Linked DNA regions of Homo sapiens: region 2 is linked to region 1. A link is a contact called in ENCODE Hi-C or POLR2A ChIA-PET data. All regions are on one chromosome and are shown on one strand. The core of a region is the stretch at or near the end of the contact, and the rest is flanking DNA. Distances in the headings are between cores, read along the strand shown.

Evidence for each region. Hi-C counts contacts between places; a loop is a spot of excess contacts on that map. ChIA-PET counts read pairs that join two places held with the same protein, here RNA polymerase II (POLR2A). Pooled maps may share reads with other maps.
Region 2: a loop to region 1 is called in a pooled map, with 2.0 times the contacts of the local background. The contact joins the promoter of NFIB-AS1 here to the enhancer-like site in region 1. A Hi-C loop is called at or near these places in 3 of 37 single-sample maps with no recorded cell type and 5 of 50 pooled maps. POLR2A ChIA-PET finds 5 or more read pairs at or near these places in 1 of 52 experiments (PC-3).

The regions. Positions count from the first base shown.
Region 1 is chr9:13,960,238-13,965,432 of GRCh38, forward strand. All of the region lies in intron 4 of LOC101929507 (a long non-coding RNA gene), which reads right to left. Among named protein-coding and RNA genes, the nearest start is that of LINC00583, 35 kb to the left of the region's middle. Within about 2 kb of position 2,059, at least 3 of the 41 ENCODE cell types and tissues checked have a DNase peak (open chromatin) inside an H3K27ac peak, as active enhancers do.
Region 2 is chr9:14,314,812-14,320,006 of GRCh38, forward strand. NFIB-AS1 (NFIB antisense RNA 1) reads left to right here and starts at 2,276. Exons shown (of 2, transcript NR_186536.1): 1 at 2,276-2,534. It also overlaps a transcript of NFIB not described here.

The DNA of each region.
Region 1 (5,195 bases), core at 809-3,308:
GCTTGAGCACGTGTACGTGAACTTCCCACTAGAGGGTTATAGACACTCACAGGAATGACTTTACAGAAAGTTGTCCTTACATAGAGCTAAGTTTAATACTCTTTGGGTAACTTTGTCCCCACTTCATTTTTTCCCTATCTTCTCTTGACACTCGTCGTTGAGCCAGCTACTGTTTTTCTCCAACCTGCTAGGTTTTCAATAAATTTCCTGTTGTGCATTGGGATAGCAGTGTTCCTGGAAAATTGCTTTTCGTAGGTGAGCTGCACCAGTATCTCCCATATACACTTTTTAAAATAATTTAGAGACAAGTAACAAAGTGCTTACAGTGCAAAAATTTACTCCAGAAGACTCCAAACCATTCACTGACATTTTACAGTTTAATCCCAGCTTCAATTTCATAACTGGTGCTCAAAACAGAAGAGGCGCACTGAGGTGTACACTTGAAAAGACATTTAAAGCCTTTCATTTGGAGATTTCAAAAACATTAACCAACATACTCAAATGCCCTTAAAATTCATATGGAGAACTAATACACTATGTTCTTTAAAAAAAAAAAAAAAAAAAAAAAAAAACCTTGTGGAATTAGAGCTGAGAATCCTTCAATAACCAGTTGTGAAAGTAAAAAACATAAGAATCAGAATTGTCACGGGAGCCTGTGATTTGTAAGAAAACCTTGAGAGTTCAAGTAGTTCATTTTCTAGCCTTCAAACAGTACTCTATTAAAAAACTGCCAATTTTAAAAAATATATTTTTTGGCCTCTGTATCAAATTGTCTGATGGATGGTGTGTAAGCAAAATGACAATAATCATAGTTAGCACATAGACACCATTTTAACACTTTTACATGTATTTAATTCATTGAGGCTTCATGATACACCTGTAATTTAAGTGTATCCCCATTTTCCAGTTGAGGAAGCTGAGGCTCAGAGAAGTTAAGTAACTTGCCCAAGGTCACAAAGCATGTGTGTGGCAGAGCCAGGATATGAACACGAGCATTATAGGTCAAGAGACTCTTGCCATGGAAGCCTCTTGGGGAGTGGGGAGAAGAATCACAAAAACTCCTCCCGAAATTGCATCATGGAAAAAATAATCCGATACATTTAAAGTAACCCTAAAGCTCTAATTACTTCTTCGTTTACTTGATTGGTGATCAAATTCCCTTCTAGCCTTCTGGGGAGGTTACTAAGAAGCTATGACACAAACACCACCAGCTACCCACAATCTGTGTTTCCTTTGGTGACCAGTCAGCTTCTTTATATTGTCTTCTTAAGGCCCAAATAAGGGCAAGGATTAGAGGCCTCCTGGCCTCCCAGCTGCTGCTCTCATACTCCCTGTCCTCTGGATCTCACAGCTCTGGTGGTCCAGGAGCAAAGAGAGAAAAATCACAAAGATGAAATTCTTCCCTGAGTTGAGAATAATGAGAAAGGTGTTGTGTCAACAACACAAACAAGGAAAAGTTGCCCTGAATCCCATCATTTATGCCCCCTGAGATCATCTGTGTAGCTCACAGCATACAAAAAGACCTGATGTTGAGCTCAGTTCCTGCCTTTGATGACACACAAATAGAAGTCAATTTTACACATTCACTGATTCTCCACATATTTATTGACAGTCTAGGGTAGGCTGGGTACTAAGATGGTTAAGATCCAATACTCATGCTTGAGTTCTGAGTTTAGACTGCTCTATGCCTTGGTTTCTTCCAGCCGGAAACAATAACTCTATACCCCACTTCTCCCCAGAGGTGCCACTCAGATTTCTGAGATATGAAAAATGTGGGAAGGAAAGTTCCTGCAAAGCCCCAATCCTTAGAAAAGCAAACTTCGCCGCCACAGTACACAGCACACACTCCAGAGTCGCCCATTGCCAACAGGCCAGCCAAGACACAGACTCCACCGGAGCGCTGGTGTCTCCAACTAATGGCCCGCTTTCATTCCTCTCTTCCCTGAACACTTTTAAACTTTTTTCTGGAGTCAACCCAAACTCAGCAGAGTTTCCAGATCTGTGGAAGTACAGCATGCAAGCAGCCCATTTCCTGACAATGCTGCAAAGCTTCAGGGAACACATTTTGTTATTTCCACATTTATGAGTCAAGCTGAAGCCCTGAACCTGACTCCTGACCAGGCTGTCCCCCACCTGGGAATGCTGCAAAGCTGAGGGGGGAAGGAAAATGGCACTGAACATGCACAGAGAAGTTAATAAAAATAAATGTTCCAATGGCTGCCTAGACAAAAACATTGGCATCCAAGGGGTCTCTAAAAGGGACTGAGGTGTGAAGATCATTTTCTGAGCCCTATTCAGGTTCTTCCCATGATAACTTGTTCTGGTGTGATTGCAAAGAAAGCAAAGTTTCAGGAAATGTGGCTCAAACTAAATGACACATTCTCTAAATGAACCTTTTCTTTCTTAAAGCAACCTGAAAAATGAAGCAAAGGGACTATACATTATTTCATCAATAATAAAAATGTTTAAGCACTTAATATGCACACAGCATCATGCTAGGCACTGTGAATGGTACAAAGAGAAATGTAACCATTGAACAAATTATTTTCAAATACCTACAAGGTGTCAGACATTGTATTAGCTATCGGAAATGAAAACACAGGTAACGCATGGCTCTAGCCCATTCTGCAATTTTTAATCAGTTTTAAAGCAACAATGGGAAAAAGAAAACTGGTCATGCTGACTGCTGGTATTTAGGAATAAGGAGAAGTTCTTAGATCTACTATACTTTTTCCATTTTCTTGAGAAATAATGTTGATTGGTTGAGGTGGTTTGTCAAGAAAAGAAAGTCGTCTTTTAGTTGATAAGGTAATTAGGAAGGAAGGAGTCCACTCCACTTCCAAGCTGTAACTAAAATTTTCAGTGGAGGAAAACAAATTTATAAAGATGAGTCAAAACCAAAACTGAACACTGATAGAGTGCTGGTTCCTACTGAACTTCACTGCAACAATACAGCTGATGCTGTCAGTAAGGATGGTGCTGCCTCATATTGCAAGTTGGTGTTTGTTATAGATATGTAATGCAATGTCAAGTAGGACTTTTCTTGTTGCACTGACATTTACCTAAGACCCAATCTGAGCACCTGACAGTAAATTTATCACATTCTAATTTCAAGGAAATTCCCTAAGAGTTATTGAGAGGCACCAGAGCAGAGCCAGCCCTGCCAACAGCCACCTCTCTCTCCTCCCACTCTGGTTCCTATGAAAAGACGACTGAGAAGTGAGAAGTGTGGGACTTCCCACTCAGAAGTGGGAGTGCAGCATTACTCTATGCAGTTAGTTCCTCCCTTCTTCATTGCAAAAGGGTTGTGCAGTGCTACATTTTAGTGCGAAAGAAACCCCTTGCAGGAAGCTGTAAGACAGTGAATGGCTGAAGGGCAAGAGCTATTATGGTATATAGGAAAATAAGCTGGAATCAGAGTTCCCCAGTCAGGAAACTGTGGAGTGAGAAGCTTCTACAGAGACTCTTGAAGAACCACATAGGCAACCCACAACAGAAGGAACACTTAAGATATCTGCAACGCAGCCGGGTGCAGTGGCTCACGCCTGTAATCCTAACACTTTGGGAGGCCGAGGCGGGCGGACCACCTGAGGTCGGGAATTCAAGACCATCCTGACCAACATGGGGAAACCCTATCTCTACTAAAAATACAAAATTAGCCAGGCGTGGTGGCGCATGCTACTCGGGAGGCTGAGGCAGGAGAATTGCTTGAACCCAGGAGGCTGAGGTTGCGGTGAGCCGATATCGCGCCATTACACTGCAGCCTGGGCGACAGAGCGAGACTCCGTCTCAGAAAAAAAAAAAAAAAAAAAAGATACCTGCAACACAGAGAGGCCATTAATGGATACCATAATCACCCAGCGCCTTCCCACCTCCCACTTGGACAAGAGGGGAAGAACACAGAAGAGAAAGAGGTAAGATGATCTTATAATTTGTTGTGCATACCAAGACAAATGGTGAGAGTTGCTATTAATAACTACACCAGGACAACAGGCATAAACTGGAACTATCCCTGGAAAAGTGGCTGGGCGCAGTGGCTCATGCCTGTAATCCTAGCACTTGGGGAGGCCGAGGTGGGTGGATCACCTGAGGTCAGGAGATAGAGACCAGCCTGGCCGACATGGTGAAAACCCATCTCTACTAAAAATACAAAAGTTAGCTGGGCATGGTGGCGGGCACCTGTAATCCCAGCTACTCGGGAGGCTGAGGCAGGAGAATCCCTTGAACCAGGGAGGCGGAGGTTGCAGTGGGCCGAGATCGTGCCACTGCACTCCAGCCCAGGTGACAAGAGCAGAACTCTGTCTCAAGAAAAAGAAAGAAAGAAAGAAAGAAATACACAAAATACACAGTAAAAACACACAAACAGTAAATGAAGTTCAAAATCCATCCTTCTCTGCTTCTCAATGGGGGATCTGGAGTGAGCGACTTAACCTCTCTGAGCATCAGTTTCCATGTCTGTAAAACAAGAATCATATAATTGCCTTAGAGAGTTGTGAAGTGATATAAAAGCATCTAGAGAGATGCTTGACAACAAGGGCTAATTGTGTTGTGGTCAACAAAGGCTAGTCTTCAGTTTCCCTCTCCTCTACTCTGCCATCATAACACTCCAGAGTTCTCTGGAGAAAGAATGAGATGTGCTTAACAGACAAGACATAGCACAATGAACATTAATTTCTTTCCTACTGACCCAGATGCTGAGCTGCTGTGCAGCTGGACTCTTGACAGTGCCCAAACTCTGTGCCATTTCATGTCCATTTTTTGCTTTCCTACATGGTCTAAGACCTTTGAACCAAACTCATTGTGAATGTGTTTGTGTGTGTGTGCACACGTGCACACACACACACATTAGGGGCAGAGGAAGGAGAAAGTTCTAGGACCCCAAAAATTATACCCCCCCCCCCAATGCTCACACCCCCGCCCAACTCAGAAAAGAAAACAGGTGAAAATGATTTAATCTCAGGAATGGTAAGAATTAGTTCTTGTGGGGTTCAAGCAAAAGGAAATTCATATATGCTTTCTTTCTCCAACAAAATCTCAGGCACAGGCAAAATGGATTTAAAATAAAATCAGGTTGAGTATATAAAGAAAAAAAAAGGTAAGCAAACAAACAAGGCACAACGTTCAATCAGAGAACTATGTAGGGAAGAAGTAAATCCACCTTCCTCGTGTGGGAGATAGGAGTGGGTATTTATGAC
Region 2 (5,195 bases), core at 1,026-3,525, 350 kb after region 1:
AGCTCTTCTTTCCGCTGCCCTCCCCACACCAGCACACACATACACACCCCCGAAAACCCGCCCTGGAAGAGGTATTTCGGTGCTCGCTGCGGACTCTTTTAAGCCGCGGGAACATCCGAGTGGGAGAAGCACCGAAACCGTCTGAGCCCGAGAAAGGAACGAGTGGAAAATTCCCTCACACCCAGGCCGCCCCCAGGCCGGGGCTGGGGCGCGGACACTCGCACCCGGGGCGGGCTCAGTCCGCGGAGCCTGCGGCTGCCGGGAAAAGGGGGAGGCCGAGCAGGCGGGGACCTGAGCGAACTTGGGCTCAAGTAGTTGGGGCGCGCCGGCGTGGACCAGGGGGGTGCGGCGCCCAGCCCCCGACGGCCCCGCCCGGAGCCCGGGTTCGCGGATAGGGAGGGGGTGCGGGTTCGTCCCGGGTCTGCCCACCAGGGGCCCGCACCCGAGGCAGTCGCGGCGCGCGGCGCTTCGCCGCGGTTTGCCGCCCTCCCCGGGGGTGCCCCGTGCACGTGGCCTCGCTCTGAGCGGGAGGACCGGGCCGAGCCGCCGCCGCCGCCTCTTGCTCCCTCCACCTCCTCCCCGCGCCCGGCTTCGCTCTCCTCCTCCTCCTCCTGCAGCCCCGCTGGCTGGCTCCCAATCCCCACCCCCCGGGGCCCGGGGCGCCGGCGGAAAGCGTCTCCCTACCCGCCCGGGTGCAGGCGGGGCGGGGCCGCGGCGCGCCCGGGGCTGCGGGGCGGGCCGGCGGGCGCGCGCGCGCCGCTGCAGCCCTCCAGAGGCTGCGGGCCCTGAGCCGCTCGGCGCCCGCGCCGGCTCCCCACCGCGGCGCTGCCCCGCCCCCACCCCGTCGCCCGTGCAGGCTCCGAGTGAATGAACTTGATTCCAGGGATTTTGAAGAAGGCGGTTCGCCTTGCACCCTTTCTGCACCCCCCGCCCACATACACACACCGCCCCCCAAATCCAGTTTTCTGCTTGGGGTGGATGGGGACGAGGGGGAAGCAAAGGCCTCCCAGACAATGGAGGGAGGAAAAGTGAGCGCCTGGGGCTCCGAGTCTACCTAGCTGGGGGATCCGGGGGGCGCTGGGGCTACCGGGTCCTCGCGGGCCCATCCCCAGGGCGGGGCCGCCCCGCTTCCACGGGTACTGCTGGGGCGTTTCGAGGCTCGCCCCCGATTCCCCGGTCCTCTTTCCACCGCTTCCCAGCTCGTGATCTGTCCCCTCAACTTTAGCCCCTCTCACTCCCTCTGGTTTCTGTCCACCGTCCCCTCTTCCCTCCCCCAGCGGACCTGGAGGAACCAGTGACTTTTTCCTTCACCAAGTGGGAGTTATCCACATCAAGCATTTCACAACGACACATCAAGAAAAGTAGGCAGGTTCAAGTCAACCATGAAATGGTCACTTTTTAACCCCGTCCTGTCCTCATTAGGGAAATGCTCAAACACAGTCCGTTTTCAAAGAGCGCTCTTAATGAGGCGAGCTTGCCAAGTTTACCAGCTGCAGCCCCCGTAAACCCAGAGCCCAAAGAAGAAAGGCGCTGGGGGGTGGGGAGTTCGGGAGGCCGGGGACGGGGGCTGCTGGGACTAGGAAGACAGGTAAAGTCGGGGAGATCGCGCGGACCCCTGCGAGTTAACCCTTTCGGCCACACGCCCTGGGAGCGGCCTCCCTGCGGTCCCCGCCCCTGCCCCGGCAAATCCTGGAGTCAGCGTTCTGACAACGTTAATTTCCTTTGTGCGGGTCATTTCTTCTTTTTGAAAAGCTGGGATAAAGTTGGCAGTCTTTATGGATGAAAGAAATGAGGTGACAGGGTTAATCCAAGTAAATACTCATTTCTCTCAGAAATTTTAGGCAACCTCATCTTAGATTAAACACACACAGACACACACACACAGAGAAACCACCAGCACGAAAGCATCACTTTGTATTGCACATTACACTGCATCCCCTTTCTCACCCTCACCAGATTCTGAGGGGAGGGGGTGGGGAAGCTCTACTGATAATACCAGCTTTAACTACTGCAGTTTCCCTTTGAACAAATATTCAATTTAACTGGAGTTAATTTACCATAAAAGACATTCCCCTTGGCAGGAATGCACTAATATCCTTGAACACACCTCTTTGAATGCCTGGACTCTCATAGAAGCCATTATTTCGGGGTCTCTTTAAAAATCGAGCGCCCATCTCTCCTTCTCTCCCTCCCTCCCTTCTTCCCTCCCTCCTCACCACACCACCCCCAGTGAAATCCTGGCACCCAGAGAGCACTCCTTTCAGCCTGAGAGCCCAGAACCAGCCGTTGTCCCCTGGCAAAAAGAGGCCCAGGGCTGAGCCCTGGGCAAGTGTCTCCCGACATCGCTACCCCTCCTCCCTTTATTAGTTTCCCTTTCCCAACAGAAACCATTTCCTTCTGCCACCAAAACTAGGTTGCATCCAAAAGTTTTTCACAAGCTTAAAAAAGAAAAACGAAAAATTGACAAGTATTACACAGAAGAGCCCACAAAAGCTTCAGCAACACCAAGGGCGAAGAAGCAGCGTCAGATCCAGGTAAGACCCCAGAGAAGTGAAGACGTCTGGGGCCTCCCAGGCCCATCACTTAGGGGTTCAAATCTCTTTCAATTGCCCCACGTTTGAGGGTGCTTATGGCTGGTTGCACTTTGATGACCATAGAGGATGCTTGATAGTTTTTGGTTTTGATTTGTTTCCCAGAAAAAGGAAAATGAGATAGGAGTATGGTGAGGCGAGGAAAACCAAAAAGGAATGAAGAGTGAGCAACAGAGACTTCCTGAAAAAGAAGGTTTATGGGGGTGCTCAGTTTCTATGGCTTTGACTGTCTTCTCAGGCCTTGCAGCCATGTGGAGAATGGCTGACACCCCCCAAAACACTTCTTCTTGTCCAGCCAATGCCAAGGTCATTGCAGGCCTTCCCTGGAAGAACTCTAGGGAGTTGTTTGGAAAGAGGGACTGGTGGATTTCGGTGCATGGGATGCCTGGCTTCTCTTAACACAACACTTGTCCACCACCTTTGGTTTGAAAATCTCAATCTTTTAAATCCCAGGTAGAAGGAGGAACTGAGAAAGTGCCTGCATTGTATTCACTTTCCATTTTTTCTAGCACGTCTGTGTCGTGGTATTAAGAGTGGAAATATCTCTGAAAAGCTTCTGATAGTATCAAAATGGGCCAAACACTTCTTAAACTTTGGTACTTACCAATCCTAAACTCTTCATCTCTCCCTCCCACACTGAGAGGGTTAAAAGCACTGGTGTGACAGGCCACTTTCATTCACCCCAAAACCTGGCTGAGGAGGCAGAAAGAAGTGAATGATTCTCTCAGCAACAGGAAACTCTGTTATTTCAGTATTCTTAAAGATCTCCTCCCTAGATCTCCTTGCTGCCTTATAAGGGAAAAAAAAAAGTTTCCTTTCTAACTAACAGAAAGTTTATTGATTTCTAAATAGAATGCCAGTGCTTCAGCTCACTGGATTTTTCAAAACCCAGTTGTATATTTGAAATAAGCAACGCTACCACATTTGAGCCTTTCACTACGGATCTCCAGAGAGGAGCTTGACATCTCAAGTATCTAATATTGTTTTTCTTTTAACCTTTTCCTTCCTAAAGAAATTGCAGCGACAGGTTGCAAATCCTGGGCAGTTTCATGAAAGATTTCTTGGAACTTAACAAAGCTGTCATTTCCAATACACTCGATGCCTTTTTTTTTTTTTTTTTTTTTTTTTGGCTCTTGCATGTGGTTTGCAAGAAGGTTCAACTATTCTACACACCCTGGCTGCATCACCAATATCAATATTTAAAAACTAAATGCAAAAGAGACAGATGACCTCCTGACCCCAGAAAGCAGGCCTGCAAAACTGCAAGTATCTACTGCACCATGCCCTGGGATCTTTCCTTTTTCCAAATGAACCACAAAAATCATACATGTGTAGTCTGGAAAACACAAATTTATATCCACAAGGAGGAACACCAAAAATCCACTCATAAATGCATATATAAACAATCAAGAAGTATTGAAAGTGCCTGTACTTGATGAGAATTGCAAAATCAATTTTACCAGCTCAGGTAATCAAATTACCCAGCTCTTAAACTACTACTGAGTACTACTACTACTGTCTACTACTCTTAAACAAAAAACAAAATCATACCCAGCCCTTAACGTACTACTGTCAAATTAGGGTAGTAATTTTTTCCCCACCAGAGAATTCACAACTGGTTAGTTTCCCCACCCCCATTGCTAGCCCTTTGCACTGAAATGAATAAATAACCTTGGACCTTTTTCTCCTCCTCTGGGAGCTATTTGGTGTCCCCTGAGGACAAAAGTAAATGAGAAAAATGACGCTGTTAATAATGTCACTGCCGAAATGCCTCTACTCCACTGTTTAAAAAAAAAAAAAAAGCATCCCACTAAGTGTGTCTACATTTCTAGCATATTTACAAGTTATAATACAGTTCTGATCTCAACACCAACTGAGCCAGATTCCTCCACTAAGGTTATCCGGTTTTCACTTCTCAACAGAGATGAGGCCAGTGCATCAACAGAGATTCCCAACACTGTAAGACACTTGCTTCACAGATTACAAAGTCAGCAGTTGCCCTGTAACTTTTGCATGATGTATTTTAAACTTTGAAAATAGAGGTAATAGTTGCCTCACTTATCCACAATGTTACAAAGGTTCCATATACTCTCTCACACAGTGTCTCTTGTCTGCTGATATTGAGAGAGTTGCAGTTATTGCTCTTTTTCAAAATAGCTGACCTATAAAGTAAAACTATATGACCATTTTATTTCTACAGGTAAACTGGCTTCTATTACCCATATACACATGCCTTGTAACATAGGAAAACAGATGGGTTTTTAAGACAGGTATAGAAAGCTCTGTCCAAAATGGCTAAGTAGTCTTTACATTCTGTATTAAGTATAAAAAGTGCATGGCAGAGCAACTCAAACTTTCTGCACCCCTTTCTCTCATTTCTTCTTTGAAAACTGCATAACAATGCATAACAACAAAATTTCAAAGTCAAAGCAATGCATAACAACAGAATTGTGCATTTTAATTTTCAAATTAAAATTTAAGAAACAATTTTGTAATTACAAAGAAAAAACACAAACAATTGGGCCTAAACAAAATATATGTTCAGTAAACTTTATCTCTGAGTGTATCTGAAATTTTAACTACACAAGCCAATAAATTTCAAAG